2 separate regions of the Homo sapiens genome follow, and region 1 is linked to region 2. The links are chromatin contacts, found by Hi-C or POLR2A ChIA-PET in ENCODE. All regions are on one chromosome and are shown on one strand. Each heading gives the region's core, a stretch centred on a gene start or an enhancer-like site at or near the end of the contact. The rest is flanking DNA. Distances are from core to core; before and after follow the strand shown. Region 1 overlaps ALK (ALK receptor tyrosine kinase). Region 2 holds the start of TOGARAM2 (TOG array regulator of axonemal microtubules 2).

Region 1 (6,876 bases), core at 3,916-6,415, 460 kb after region 2:
TTGAAGGCTACTCTCCCAGATCCCACCTGACCTTCAGAGGGCTGCCTTCAGGAATATGTAGGTGGAGCTAAGAAGTTCCACTAGTGTCTGCCATCCATTTCTGATCAAAGAACATGAAGCAAATACCTTAGACTGACATTCTGGCTGTCTTGCTGGGGTGCTGAGAGCAAACCTGTCCTCAGGGCCATGAGGGTCAATGGAGTAGGTTACAATATCCCCCAGCGCTCCTACTGATTTGGGGAGGAGAGCACTGTGGGCTTGTTCTATTATAGATGCCAGTTCTTCCCTAGGGCTCCAGGGGCCACCCATCTTTCTGGAGCTTGGCTATCTCCAGACCAGCCCTGCCTGTGGGACTCCAAGCCAGAATCTGACTCCTCTGTAGCCCAGATATTGTTGCTGAGAGAACTGGTGTTGGCTCCAGGTCATTTCAAAATTCAACATTTACCTCGAGGACATCTGCAAGTCCTGAGAGTACACAGGTCCTTAGGAACTTGAAATCTGACCACCTATCAAGCTTAGAAAAGGCACAGTCTCTTCTCACATCTGGAATTCATCTGGACTCCAGGGTTTCTAGTACTGAAACAACATGTAGCTGCTTTAAATAGAACAGGTGACAATTGTCAAGGACTGCCTGAGCTGACAAATTATGTATTCTCATATTATTTTAAAATGTAAAGCACAAACGTGGGTATAAACTCCTTATGCTTATAGCTCTTACTTGACTATTAAAACCAAACAAAAATAATTCAATAATTAATAAAAAATAAATATAAATGTATAAAACCATACTGTTTAAATTAACACATCAATTCAATGCGATGGAAGGTGCTATTTGCTGAAACAATATCGCTGCTCACAGGACAGACAGATAGAGAATAGACGGCTCCTACTCAGGTTCTATAATGGATTATATTATGTCCTCCAAAAAGATGTGTTGAAATCCTAACTCCTGGCACCTGTGAATGTGACCACATATAGGGTCTCTGCAGATGTAATCAAATTAAGGTGAGGTCATTAGGGTGGGCCCTGATCCAACGGGACTGGTGTTCTTGTTAAAAAAAAAAAAAAAAAAAAGGATGGGAGATACGTGCAGAGAGAAGGCCATGTCAGGCCAGAAGCAGAAGTGGGAGGGATGTGGCTGCAAGGAATGCCAAAGACTGACGGCCACCACCAGAAGCTAGGAAGTGGTAAGGATTCTACCCAGAGTCTCAGAGAGAACATGGCCTGGCTGACACCTTGATTTTGAATGTCTAGCCTCCAGAACTTTGAGTGAATAAGCCATCCATTCTAGCAATCATGGAAAACTAATACACATCTTTGGCCGGGCATGGTGGCTCACGCCTGTAATCCCAGCACTTTGGGAGGCCAAGGCAGGAGGATCACCTGAGATCAGGAGTTCGAGACCAGCCTGGCCAACATGGTGAAACCCCGTCTCTACTAAAGAAAAAAAAAAATTAGCCGGACGTACTGGTGAGTGTCTGTAATCCCAGCTATTCGGGAGGCTGAGGCAGGAGAATCACTTGAACCTGGGAGGTGGAGGTTGCAGTGAGCCGAGATCGTGCCATTGCACTCCAGCCTGGGTGACAGATCAAGACTCCATCTCAAAAACAAAAACAAAAAAAACCACTAATACACATCTTTTCAGATGATTGATATGCCCATGTTACGTAGGTTACGTGATGAATCAATTTTTTTTTTTTTTTTTTGAGACGGAGTCTCTGTTGCCAAGTAGCTGGAGTGCAGTGGTGCGATCTCCGCTCACTATAATCTCTGCCTCCTGGGTTCAAGCAATTCTCCTGCCTCAGCCTCCTGAGTAGCTGGGATTACAGGCATCTGCCACCACACCCAGCTAATTTTTGTATTTTTAGTAGAGACAGGGTTTCACCATGTTGGCCAGGCTGGTCTCAAACACCCAACCTCAGGTGATCCGCCTGCCTTGGCCTCCCAAAGTGCTGGGATTACAGGCATAAGCCACAGTGCCTGGCTGATGAATCAATTCTTCTAAGAGTTTTTGGTATGCAACTGCTGCAAACCCTTCTCTTGTCAGGGTCCCCTGCAATCATTTGACCTTCAAGGGCATGAACCCTTGACAAGTCTACCTTGCTTCTGTCTTTAAGTCTGATAACTATTAAAGCACCACTCTTTGATGCCAAAGTGATCCAGAACACAAGCGCAAAGGTAGAGGCAAAAATGACTTTCTTTTAGATTATCATCAATATGAGATCATTTAAATTATCATAGAGAACTCACAGATCCTTGTGTATGGACTCTGATTTGAGGGGCAAGAACATCAGATTTTGTCCATTTCTCGCTCCCTCTTGCCTTTCCTGACTCCTGTGTGCCTCCAGGCTCTGGCTGGCCAAGTCTCCGGCTTCAATAGCCAACTTGGACTTGGACTTCCCATCACACTCAACCCAGTTTGTCCCTGCAGGCCGGGTCTGGCCATCAGGCTCCAGCATTGCTCACCTGAACACTGTAAGAGGTAGTGCTGGCACGCCCTGCTCAGGGGCAGAACCTACTCTAGATCTGTCTATGTCAACTTCAGAGCCAACAAGAATACAGCACATCTGCTTGGGCCCCTGTGAAGAGCATAGAGCAGGGGTCTCCCTGTGTACCTCACAAAGGAACTCAAAGGCAGAGTGCCATTAAAACCATTTGGCAATCAATCACTTTAGGTGCCTCTGGGGGAATCACAGAGTGGGCATTAGCCTGCTAGGGCTCGGTGTCACTGTAAGGGATGGTGTCTCCCTTAGCAGGGCAGGGCCCGCCCTGGCTGGGGGACATGTAGGAATGGGGCAGGCATGCAGGGGCCATGAAGGCCTGACTGGCAGGTTGTGGGTGCCTGGGTACCAGGGAAGCTCTTGATCAGTGCTCATCTGGGATCCCTGAGTCTGGGGAAGCTGAAGAGGTGATGGAGCACTTGTAGGGCTTGGAGAAATGGCTATTTTTCAATTGATCTGGAAATATGTCAATGTTTTAATAACCAGCATGATTGTAGCTGTGTATACCACCTTAACATCTGCCCTGGGGTAACAACCATAAAAGGGCCAATTACCTGCTTCCAAGAAGTGCTTTGGAAGGGGCTGGACATTTCTCAAGACTTTGATTTGGGCATTACAGTTGCATTGAGACTAAGGAGCAACAATGTCTTTCCAAATTGGCAGGAACAGGACTATCCACTGTTCCTCTGCAGCCCAGGAATGTTCCTCTGCAGCCCAGGAATGCCCCTCTGCTGCATTCATCTGGCCCATTGTGAGAAGAGTAAAAAGTTATGATCATAGGAAAGAAAACAACTTTCAGTTATGTTGTCTTGTAGAGGCACAAATCATTTCCAAACAAGCTAAATTAACACTAATTGAGAAGCAGATGTCCAAATCCTTCTCTAGAGCTCGCTGGTTTCATCATTAAAATCTTCACAGGAAGCAGGCTCATAGGTGCACCGAAGTGCACCCAAGACCACTAATGACAAACCCATATCCTGCCTACCCTCTGGTCTCCGGCAGCCATTCTCTTCCACTCCATTATAATCCTCGTGATAATGACACTTGACCGGTAAAAAGAGCATCTGTTGGGAGAATGCACTGAATCCAAAAACCTTATGGTACTAGGAGATTTGGGGTGTTAATTACACAAATTGCCCATCAACTCTATTGTTACTTTCTTTCCTCTGATAAATTAAAAAAAAAAAAATGTTGAGACTTCTGAGCATGAATGCGGTTGGGCCAGAAGTTTGCCTATAAACATGGATGGGAATCCTTGCTCCTTCACAATATCCATAACCACAGAGCTCTGGACAGTAGGCTTTGAGGCAGTGTGGGATGGAGGGAAGTGCACTGTCTGAGAGTATTGGTAAGTGAGACTGGGTTTGATTCCAGCTCTGCCACAATGACCTGGCGATCTTCAATATTCTCCCTTGAGTCTTGGGTACTCTCCCTTAGCCTTTCTGAGCCTCTGCTTTTTCACTGGTAAAAATGGGGATGTAGTACACGTTTTCCAGGCCTGGTTGGTGTCAGGATGCATAAAATAATGAGAGTAAAAGCACACCTAGATCCTAAGCATGTGGGAAGGGTACGCACCTAAAAACCTTATGCTTAACAGTGAAATGAACTTTCGACTGGGCACTAGGAGATCTGGGATTTTAGTCCTGATTTCTTTGTTGTGAGAACTTGGACAAGCCCCTTAAGTTTCTGGGTTTCAATTTTTTAATTTGTAAAAACATAGTGTTAGACAAATGATTCTCAATGTCCCTTCCAGGTCGAAGATCTCTGATTCTAACTTGAAACCTGAAAGGGACAAAGCGTGACTCTACCACTGGGTAAGGTTAATTGCCACATGGTGGCTACAGTGTGATGAAGTTGCAGGGGGTCTGGGAGCACGTCCTGTGTGTCCTGCTCAAAGGATGACTGTGGAACAGAGAATGAAGGCATCAGCCTTGGGTGACACTAGACATTTGAGGGCGTCCTTTCCCATCCCTGTGGCATTTTTAACTAAACTTTCGCTTCTTGCACTTCTCCTCTTTCTCCTTGTTTGCCTCTGTAGTGTCACAGGTTACTTAAGGGTCTATGCCTGCTGCCTGAACCCTGAAGACCAGGCTGTGAGCCAAGGCCATGGTGCCTGCCAGGGAGCAGGTGTCCCTGAGAATGCAAACCTCCCAGAGAGTATCTGAGAACCAATGAGGAAAACAGTTCCATTGCATACATACAGTAGGCAAAGAGCCAGAAAATTAGCTTAAAAGCAGCTTAGAGATGGGAGGCGGGCTGGATCTTTAGAGCTGTTCTGCTGCCGCCCAGGAGTGCCCCGTATGTAAGGCCAAATAAACTCATCTACTTGCCACCGAGTCTTTCTTTGGTCTTTTGGCTCCCTTCCAGTTTGGGGGAAGGGTTTGTTTGTTTAATACAATTCTGGGTTTTTCTCCTTACAGCCTCTGCCCTCCTTTGCCCGCTGGCTTTGCTTCTTGCTCCCAATTTCTCACCCCTTAGGGTGCAGGCCTCCTGGGAGACTGACTGAGGCCCTCAGGATGGTTGGAAAGGGGCTAGTCTCCTGAAATTAACCCACCACTGGCTCACTCACCCTTTCACAGGTTGTGGGCATAAACTGAGAATAACTGGAGCTCAGGGCCCATTTAGTAGTGGTGAAAGCAATTGATGGTGAATCAGGAAGGAAGAGGAGGCTGACGTGTAGCCTTATAAATACAGGAAGTCCTTATGCCCCAGGCACTCTGAGAGGCTTGAGCTCACTGATAGTCATGCTAATAATAACTTCAAACGTACCTAGGATGTTTCTTCTGAAGGGCATTCTGCGTTCTCCAGGTTGTAATTTTATTTCTTTTCCTACTGTTTCTACCAGATTGCTCTTGTTACGCCCAATTTGCAAAAGGAGAAACTGAGTCACAGAAAGTCATATGAATTGGCATTGGTTCTACTGTTTTCTCAAATGTTCACATAAAATAAACTACAGTAGAGAGCAACGTGATTGCCATTGGAATGTTTATTTAGTCTGCCAGAACAGTCCTACGTGGGGAGGCTTTTGGGGGTAGGACAGAGAGTGAATCGGGAGCTCCATTTATGAACTCTCCCCTCTTCTCTTTTATTGCTTGGCTTGAGGTGGTTGAGGGTTATGGGCAGGAACATGAAGGAAACTGAAGAATGTGGAATGATACTGGCTGGTGCAAGATGCAGGGCAGGCAGGTGGCCAAGTCTGGGCAAACCAAAGGTCACACTGATGTAAAGGACCTGCCCCGTGGGTGCTCACTGGGCATCATGAAATGTTGGGAGCTAGGTCAGCCCAAGGCTGCCTGATTTGGAAGCTCTTTTGCAAATGAACAGATGAGGATTGAACAAAGGAGGAGTGGGTGCCCAGGAGACAACAGAGGACTGGGCAAGAACTCCCAGGGCTGCGTTATGACTTTTGGGGGCCCTGGGTGCTTTTGCCATTATGGGATCCTTTATACAAAAAAAATTAAAAATTCTGTTTTACAATTGCATCAGTAATTGAGATAAATATATTAATAGCATATATTAATGCATACAAAGTATATTAATGTCATATATTTAAACCATTTTATTAAACTCAAAAGTTCATTTTTTTCTTCTGATTTTTCAAGAAATTAAAAAGTTTCCTTGGGCTCCTAAAAGTACTGTGGCCCTAGGCACTGTGCATTCCTCTTTCTCATGAATAAGTCGGCCCTGGAAGTCTCCTCTGCATCCTAGGGCTGCTGGTTATAGTAGCTGACTCCTTGGTCCTGCCCATGCCTGTCCACATACAGGCTTACCCAAATTTACAGGATTAGTCTTAGAGCATCAGTTTGGGCATCTAGGGGTTACAGGTGCGTGACTGAAGACACTCAATATCAGAGAGGCCAAGGCCAAGTTATCAAAGATAAAGGAGCCAGGATTTGAACTCAGCTCTGACTGCTTCCAAAGCCCATTTGGATTTGACTCCTACTTCCCATTGTGTGTCTCCCCTGAGCCTCTGCTGAAAAGGTCCTGGGTCCTTGGTCCAAAATCTGGCCTGACCTGCACTTGAACCCTTTCTATATAGCTTAGCAAATATGGAAATTAATAATTAGGCAGAGGTGGGCCAGTGATAGATCACAGGGAGAAAAGTCTAAAAATAAATTTCACACAATGCAATGAAAAAGGTCCCATGGAGATGCACGGAGAAGAAAAGAAATCATCCCCAGAGGATTAATGTTCTAGTAAACTATAAGCTGCTTATATTTTCACCCCATTACCATAACTTTCAAATAACTGTCTCAAACTATAAAAAGACAATTACTTAGGGCCAGATGCATCACAGGCTGGGTAACGCTCTTCCAGAGCCAATAGGGGGTTCCCTCACATCGCTTCCCAGTGGCAGTGTGGTGTCTGAAGAGGA
Region 2 (6,866 bases), core at 2,687-5,186:
CAGGGGCCCTTGCTCCCCATGCTCCCTGGGATCTGACCTCCAGCTAGGCCTGGGATGGTCCTGGTTTATAAGGGGGCAACACCAGCCCAGGGGGTCAGAACTCCCCCTACCTGTTCCCTGCCATACAATGTATGGGGCTGAGACTCTGGTCTGCAGCTTGGATCTCAGGTCTGGTCCTGGAAGAAGCGGTGAATGTTGCAGGGGCGGGGGCTTCTTATGCCGCCAGCCACTTCCTCTCCCCACGTGCAGTCAGGTTGGTGTCGCTCTCTCAACACCCATGTGGAACCTGGCTGGCGCTGGTTCCAGAGATATAAGGCATGAATCCTGCCCCCAAGGAGCTCACAGTCTAGGTCTGTGTGGCTGGCTGGTGGGCCAGGAGAGGGGCGGGCAGTTACAGTCAGCGGATGAGTGGTGCTGTGATAGGGAAGTGCTGGCCCTAGAAAGGCAGATGAGAGGCACCTCTTTTCTAGAGAGTCAGTAAGGACTCCCCTTGGGAGCACGTGGGTGGGAATTGGCCAAGGGAGATAGGTATAAAGTGTTTTTTTTTTGGTTGTTTTTGTTTTGAGATGGAGTCTCATTCTGTCATCCAGGCTGGAGTGCAGTGGCACAATCTCGACTCATTGCAACTTCTGCCTCCTGGGCTCAAGCAATTCTCCTGTCTCAGCCTCCTGAGTAGCTGAGATTACAGGCATGCGCCACCATGCCCAGCTAATTTTTGTATTTTTGGTAGAGACGGGGTTTTACCATGTTGCCCAGGCTGGTCTCGAACCCCTGGCCTCAGGTGATCTGCCTGCTTTGGCCTCCTAAAGTGCTGGGATGACAGGCGTGAGCCACCGTGCCCGGCCGGAGATGGGTATAAGTAAGGGGTAGGAAGGGATATGGGAAAGGCTTTTGGGGTGGAGGGAACAGCATGAACAAAGGCCAGGAGAGGAGAGGAGCATGACAGCTACATCCCAGAGCAAGGGGAGAAGACCCCTCAGTGAAGTCCCTGCTAATAGCCCAGCTACGTGTTCAGGAGACTATTTGGATATAGGATGCTCAGGTCATTTGCAATGGGAAGTGTGTTCAGGGTATCTAGTCCTTCTTGTTGCTAGACATAGAAACAGCTTTGTTCACTTTACAAATCAACAAGGGCCAAGAGGACTCTTGGTGACATTTTTACTGAGGGAACAGGATCAGAATTTAGTAGTCTTCCACTGACCAAATCCATCAGCATGGAAAGTTATAGAATGTTGGTTTCTGAAATCTTGAGTAGATTTCTGGGGTAGATGGGGGCTATCCCCTGTGGATGTGGAGGGGGCTACTTATTTGGTACTTTCAAGAGCCCTCTTCCCAGCTTGTGATTCTGTATTGTGAGTCAGTTTAATTCATTCACATCAAGTATTTGTTCATCGGTTCTGGGGGTGGGAGCAGGCCAGTGTGAGCACACCCAGGAGAGTCGGGGCAATGACTGGGAACACTGGGCACTGGAGGAGACAGGTGACATCTGGTTTCCTTCATAGCTGTTGACCCTCTTCCGAGGGTCTGGCCGCCCTTCCACCAGGGGTCGATACAGGCTTTGTGAGACTCGAGGCTTAAACAATTTGGGGGCTTCTTTAAGAAAGAAAACAAAATTAAGTATGAAAATATTTTTTTAGAATGAGAAAAGAAGTCACAACAAATGACTGAGGGCTGGATTCGTGTCCCTTTCTTTCTGAGGTCTCTTCAGGGGAGTTCCAGAGAGCTTCCAGGTGGCAGCCTGGCTGCCCTCCCCACCTGGAGTGCCCCAATCCTTCCAGGCAGCTCCTGGCTCCCCCAGAGGCCCGGGGCTCAGGTTGTGTTTGCCTCAGCGGTTTCCACCCATGCTCCTCGACTGGCCTGCTCCTTACCTCGGGGATTTCATGTGGATGTCACACCTCACTGCCCCTGGGATTCGCTCTCTGTCCATGGTCACAGTGAGGGTGAGTGCGTGCTCTGTGCCTGGCGGGCACACTGAGGGTCACTGGAGCCACCCCAGGGAGGGAGGATCTGCAGTCTTCCTGCTAGGCATATGAAAGAACCAAGACTCAGAGAGTTTGTTTCTTGCCTAAGATGTCATTGCTGGGATCAGAATCCAGTCTGGAATCCAGGGGCTTCAGAGCCCTGGTTCTTAAGGGCTGTGCTGTGTTATCCATCCTCCCTTATTGCAGGTAACACAGGAACAAGCAGGGGGTTACCTGCTGGGGCCTCTCTCCATCACTCAGCTCCTGAGGGCAGGCTGTGCTGCCTCCTGTGTCTCTAGCATTTGGCACAGAGCATGGCCAGCCCACCTTGGGAACACATAATGCTCGGCCATCCAGTGGAGGCAGAGTGTGGAGAGCCCAGGAGCTGAAGGAGGATGCAGTGGGGCCTGATTAGAGGGGCTTGGCAGCCATGGTGCTAAGTCTGGCCCTTACACCAAGGACAGCAGGGGCCATGAGGGGTGTCCAGCAGGGCACGGCCATCGGATCTGTGTTCTAGAAGCTCCGACTCAAGCAGCGACATGCAGATGGGCTTTGGGGGAGCTGCACACACACCATCTCCCTGCCAGAGCTGAGGGACACCAAAACCTGCCTTGTCACGTCCCCGCCCTGGGTTCCCATGGTTGAGTCGCTCTCACTCACAAGCTGTGTGGCTTGGGGCAAGGGCTTAACTTGCCAGGCCTCTCTTTCCCCACCTGGGCATCTTCATACCTGTCTCCCAAGGGGAATCCGCACAGCCACTGTTCCTGGTTTGGAGGAAGAGTCTCCTTTCTGGGCCTCTGCTACAGGGAGTTCAGGAGTTCCGTTCGCCTTGTCAGCTGTGACCTCTGGCTTGGGGCCAGCACCTGCCCCAGAGGGACCTTGTTCTCAGTCATAATTGGCTGGCCCTCCTTGCTCCCTCCTGGATCTTGGTAAATGACAGCAGCTACTCCCAAGGCCTGCCCTCCCTGGCCATCTCAGGGAAGAGGAGAGAGTCCCAGGAAGGAGCTACCCCGTGTGCAAGCATTTCAGCAGCCCAGGCCTCGTGGGGTGTAGTTGGCCTCCCACCAGCCATCCCTGTGTGTTCCACACACCTGCTGATTCCTTTGTACAGAATATGGGGAGGAGCTGCCTGGGAAAATTCATAGTATCTTTGGGCGAGTGGCTGTTTGCAAGCCTGCATACAAATTGAGTCCTTGGCTTCCACTGTGTGCCCCCTGGATGGTGAGGGCTAGAAGGGGGTAGCATGAGGAGTGGGACTGGCTGTCATTCCAGAGAGAGGATGCCAGCCTGGGATTTCCGCCCAAGAGCCTGGGTTCAGTGAGAAAGTACACATGGGCTGCTAGGATTCACATTTTCCAAAAGTTAAGGTGGAGAAATCTGGTTGGGACGAAGGCCACAGGCTTTCTGCTCTGCAAGGATTTCTGGGGAAGTGATGGAGAGCCTACCAAGTGCTAGACAAAATTACAAGCTGTTACATGCACCTTTGAAATCCTTACAGCAACCCTATCAAGTCAGTACTATTGGTGTACCCATTTTATAGATGAGGAAACTGAGGTCAAGAAAGGTAAAGTTCTGACCAGAGGGCACACAGCTGGAAGTAGCAGGATCAGGATTCAAACCCAGCTGCCTGCTGCCAAGGCCTGGATGCTCACTCTGTCTTTCTGCCTCTAGGAGAGTTAGTAAACAGAAGCAGATTGAGCCCAGAGGCCATGTGAGCAAAACCAGGAGTTCTACCAACAACATCCCTGCACCAAGCCAGCTATGCACTTCCTGGCTGCAGTCACCAGGCAGGGGGGCCCAGTGCTCTCTCTTTCTGTGGTGTCCATGACCCTAGAGGACAGGTCGGCCACTTGGTAGTGCCTGTGCTCCGGTGAGCCACAGAGGCAATGAGACCAAGGGGAAAATCTCTCGGCTCGGTCTCTCCCCCGCGCAGGGAGCTATGGGCTCCTTCAGCGAGTGGTTGCTATGCAGCCTTGTTTATTCAAGGAGAGCTTTGCTGAGAGCTGGAGCACGCCAGCAGTGGAGCTCGTGGCCACCCAGCCCCTGCTCAGACAGGAGGCTGCGGCCCAGGACTGTGTGGCTGGTGGGGGCCAGGGTGGGCCAGGCCTGGGGCTGCCCCGTCCTTGCCTCCCTGGGCCCATGAGCATCAACGTCTCTATAGAGACCAAGGACCCTGGATTCCTCCAGTGACAGGGGTTTGGCCTCTGGACAGAGAGGTGAGAGACGATAGGTCCACCAAGCCATCTATTGTAGGTGGTGAATGGGAGGCTGGGTCAGGACCCCTGAAGTCCCTGGAGGGAGGGATAAAGACCTGAACTGGAGCAAGCACAAACACACAGAGAAAGAAAAAGCATCCTGCTGTGACTTGGAGGCTGTGTGACCGTGGGGATGTCTCTGACCCTTTCTGGGCCTTCATGTGGCAGCTCTAGGGGAGGAGGTTGGACTCACTGTTCTCTGAGCACTGGGAGCCAAGGAAGGAGGGGCTGGCCTGGGCTGACCCCTTCCCCGAGTCATGGCCTCTGTGGGCAGTGCTCTCTACCTCAGGGTGAACCCTTCACAGGGCAACAGCTCCCTGGGGTGCTGTGGGCGATGGTGCCGGGAAGGGTGGGGGCATGCTGTGGGGATGGCACCCGTGCTTAGGGGTGCTGGGGCACCCCGTGAGAGCATAGGCCTTGGAGGGGCTCTGCTCTGGGTTTGAATTCTAACCCCCCCTCTTTCTGGCTGTGTGGACTTGAGCTCTTTGCCTCTCTGAGCCTCAGGTTTCTCATCTGTGAAGAAGGGTTTAAAAAAAGCCCCCTTGGTGCTGTCTGTGAGCATGGAGACAGTCAGGAGGGCAGCTGGCACGTTAGCCCATGCGCAGAATGGAAGTTACTGTTTGTTGTTGATGCTGTTGTTAGGTGGAGATTGGCATGTTCCTTTCTGGAGCACATTTCAGTCTCCTGAAACTAAGGTTTTGCCAGTCACTTCTCCAGGACAAGGGCTGGTGCTGGCGGGGGACCTCAGAGGGCTGCCATTTCCTCAGGAGCGCTGGGAGGGGAGGGACTGGGGCCCGTACTCTGTCGGAGCATCACTGAGGCAGGCCACAGGGCATTGGTGCCTGGCCCCAGGAAGTGGTGTGAGGGGCCCATAATCGCTTCTATCCTGAACTGGGCAGTCCCTCGCTCTTCTCACCAATGCCCTGCAGGAGACGGCCCTGCAGCCTTCTAGCCACAGGCTGGCTCCCAGGACTGGCTCAGTTTCAGCCCATGGAGCCTGAGACTAACAGATTTGAAGAAAGGGGGAGGTAGTTGGGGGCAAGGGATGGGGAGATGTCAACCTGAGCTCTGGAGAGACCTGCCTCTGAGGGCAGCGCATCCTCCCATTGACCCCACGGCTACCTCAGAGGCACCAGACTCTGCTCACTAGCACAGAGGCTGGAAGTTTATTATTGCAGACAGAAGAATGCATAAAATGCATGCAGTGTGAGGAATAATTATAAAGTGAATGTCCATGTAGCCACCTCCCAGGCCAAGAAACAGAAAAACTGGCCGCCTCCCAGAACCCACCCCCGTGGGCCCTGTCCTTATCACAGCTGCCTCCCTTCCCCTTAGGGTTAATCATGCTACTAATTTTTCCTTGATTTTCTATCAAGTTTTCCATCTATGTCTGCATTTTTATTTTAATTTAATTTCGCTTCATTTTTTGAGACAAGGTTTCACTCTGTCCCCCAGGTGGGAGTACAGTGGCATGATCTCAGCTCACTGCAACCTCTGCCTCCTAGGCTCAAGTGTTCCTCCCACCTCAGCTTCCCAAGTAGCTGGGTGTACAGGTGCACACCACCATGCCCGGCTAATCTTTGTGTGTGTGTATATATAAATATATATATATATATATATATTTTTTTTTTTTTTTTTTTTTTTTTTTTGTAGAGATGGGTTTTTTCCATGTTGCTCAGCCTGGTCTCGAATTCCTGGCTCAGGTGATATGCCTGCCTTGGCCTCCCAAAGTGCTGGGATCACAGGTGTGAGCCACCACGCTGGGCCTATGTATGCATTTCTAAACACTCGATGTAATTTTGTCTTTCTTTGAACTTTATAGAAGTAGGGGCATACCCTGTGTGGTCTCTTGGGTCTGTCTTCTTTCACTAAACATTACGCTGTGGCATCGTCCATAGTGTTGAGTGGGGCAGTCGTTTGTTTCATTGCTCTGTAATATTCTATGTTGTGAGTGCACCATGATTTAGTCCTTCATTTTCCTGTTGGACATTTAGATTTTTTCCAGATTTTGGCCATTATCCATGGCACTGCTCTGGACACTCTCGAGCTCCTTTCCTGGATCACCTGTGCAAGACTTTCTCAAGGGTGGGTTCCTAGGAGTGGAATTGCTGAACATTAGGTTTGTGCATTTTTAGCTTTATCAGGTAAAGCCAGACCACTTTCCCAAGGGTTTGTGCCCATTTGCATCTCACCTGCCAGCTGTCATGAGTGCTCCCATTGCTCTGTGCTCTCACTAGCACTTGGCATTGCCGCCCATCTCAATTTTTGCCCATCTTTGTGGGATGGTGGTAGCATCTCATTTGCATTTTCTTGATTACCAGGGGGTTGAGCATCTGCCCCCAGCCATTCTTCCTCACCTCTTTCCTCCTCTGTTGGGTGCCTCCCTTCCTCTGCTCTCTGTGATCTCAGCCCCTCATGGTGCTCAGGCTTTTGAGCCCCATTTTTCTCTCTGCCCTCCCCACTCCTCCATCCCTCTCCTCCATTCTTCTTCTTGGAGAACCAATCACTATTCCACATACTTCTTAGTGTTTGAATTACAGACCCAGGCTCCAGAGCCACTGTCTGGAAGTCTGAGTTTCCCATTTCGTGTTTTAAAACCTCTGGTTCTTGGCCCAACTCACATCCCTTCCTGGGTCTTGGATTTCTCTTC

What was found. Hi-C counts contacts between places; a loop is a spot of excess contacts on that map. ChIA-PET counts read pairs that join two places held with the same protein, here RNA polymerase II (POLR2A).
Region 1: a map with no recorded cell type shows a loop between it and region 2 (2.5-fold over the local background). The contact joins the enhancer-like site here to the promoter of TOGARAM2 in region 2. A Hi-C loop is called at or near these places in 1 of 37 single-sample maps with no recorded cell type. POLR2A ChIA-PET finds 5 or more read pairs at or near these places in 1 of 52 experiments (K562).

What each region holds. Positions count from the first base shown.
Region 1 is chr2:29,438,631-29,445,506 of GRCh38, forward strand. All of the region lies in intron 4 of ALK (ALK receptor tyrosine kinase), which reads right to left. Among named protein-coding and RNA genes, the nearest start is that of CLIP4, 330 kb to the left of the region's middle. Within about 2 kb of position 5,166, at least 2 of the 41 ENCODE cell types and tissues checked have a DNase peak (open chromatin) inside an H3K27ac peak, as active enhancers do.
Region 2 is chr2:28,977,362-28,984,227 of GRCh38, forward strand. TOGARAM2 (TOG array regulator of axonemal microtubules 2) reads left to right here and starts at 3,937. Exons shown (of 20, transcript NM_199280.4): 1 at 3,937-4,177.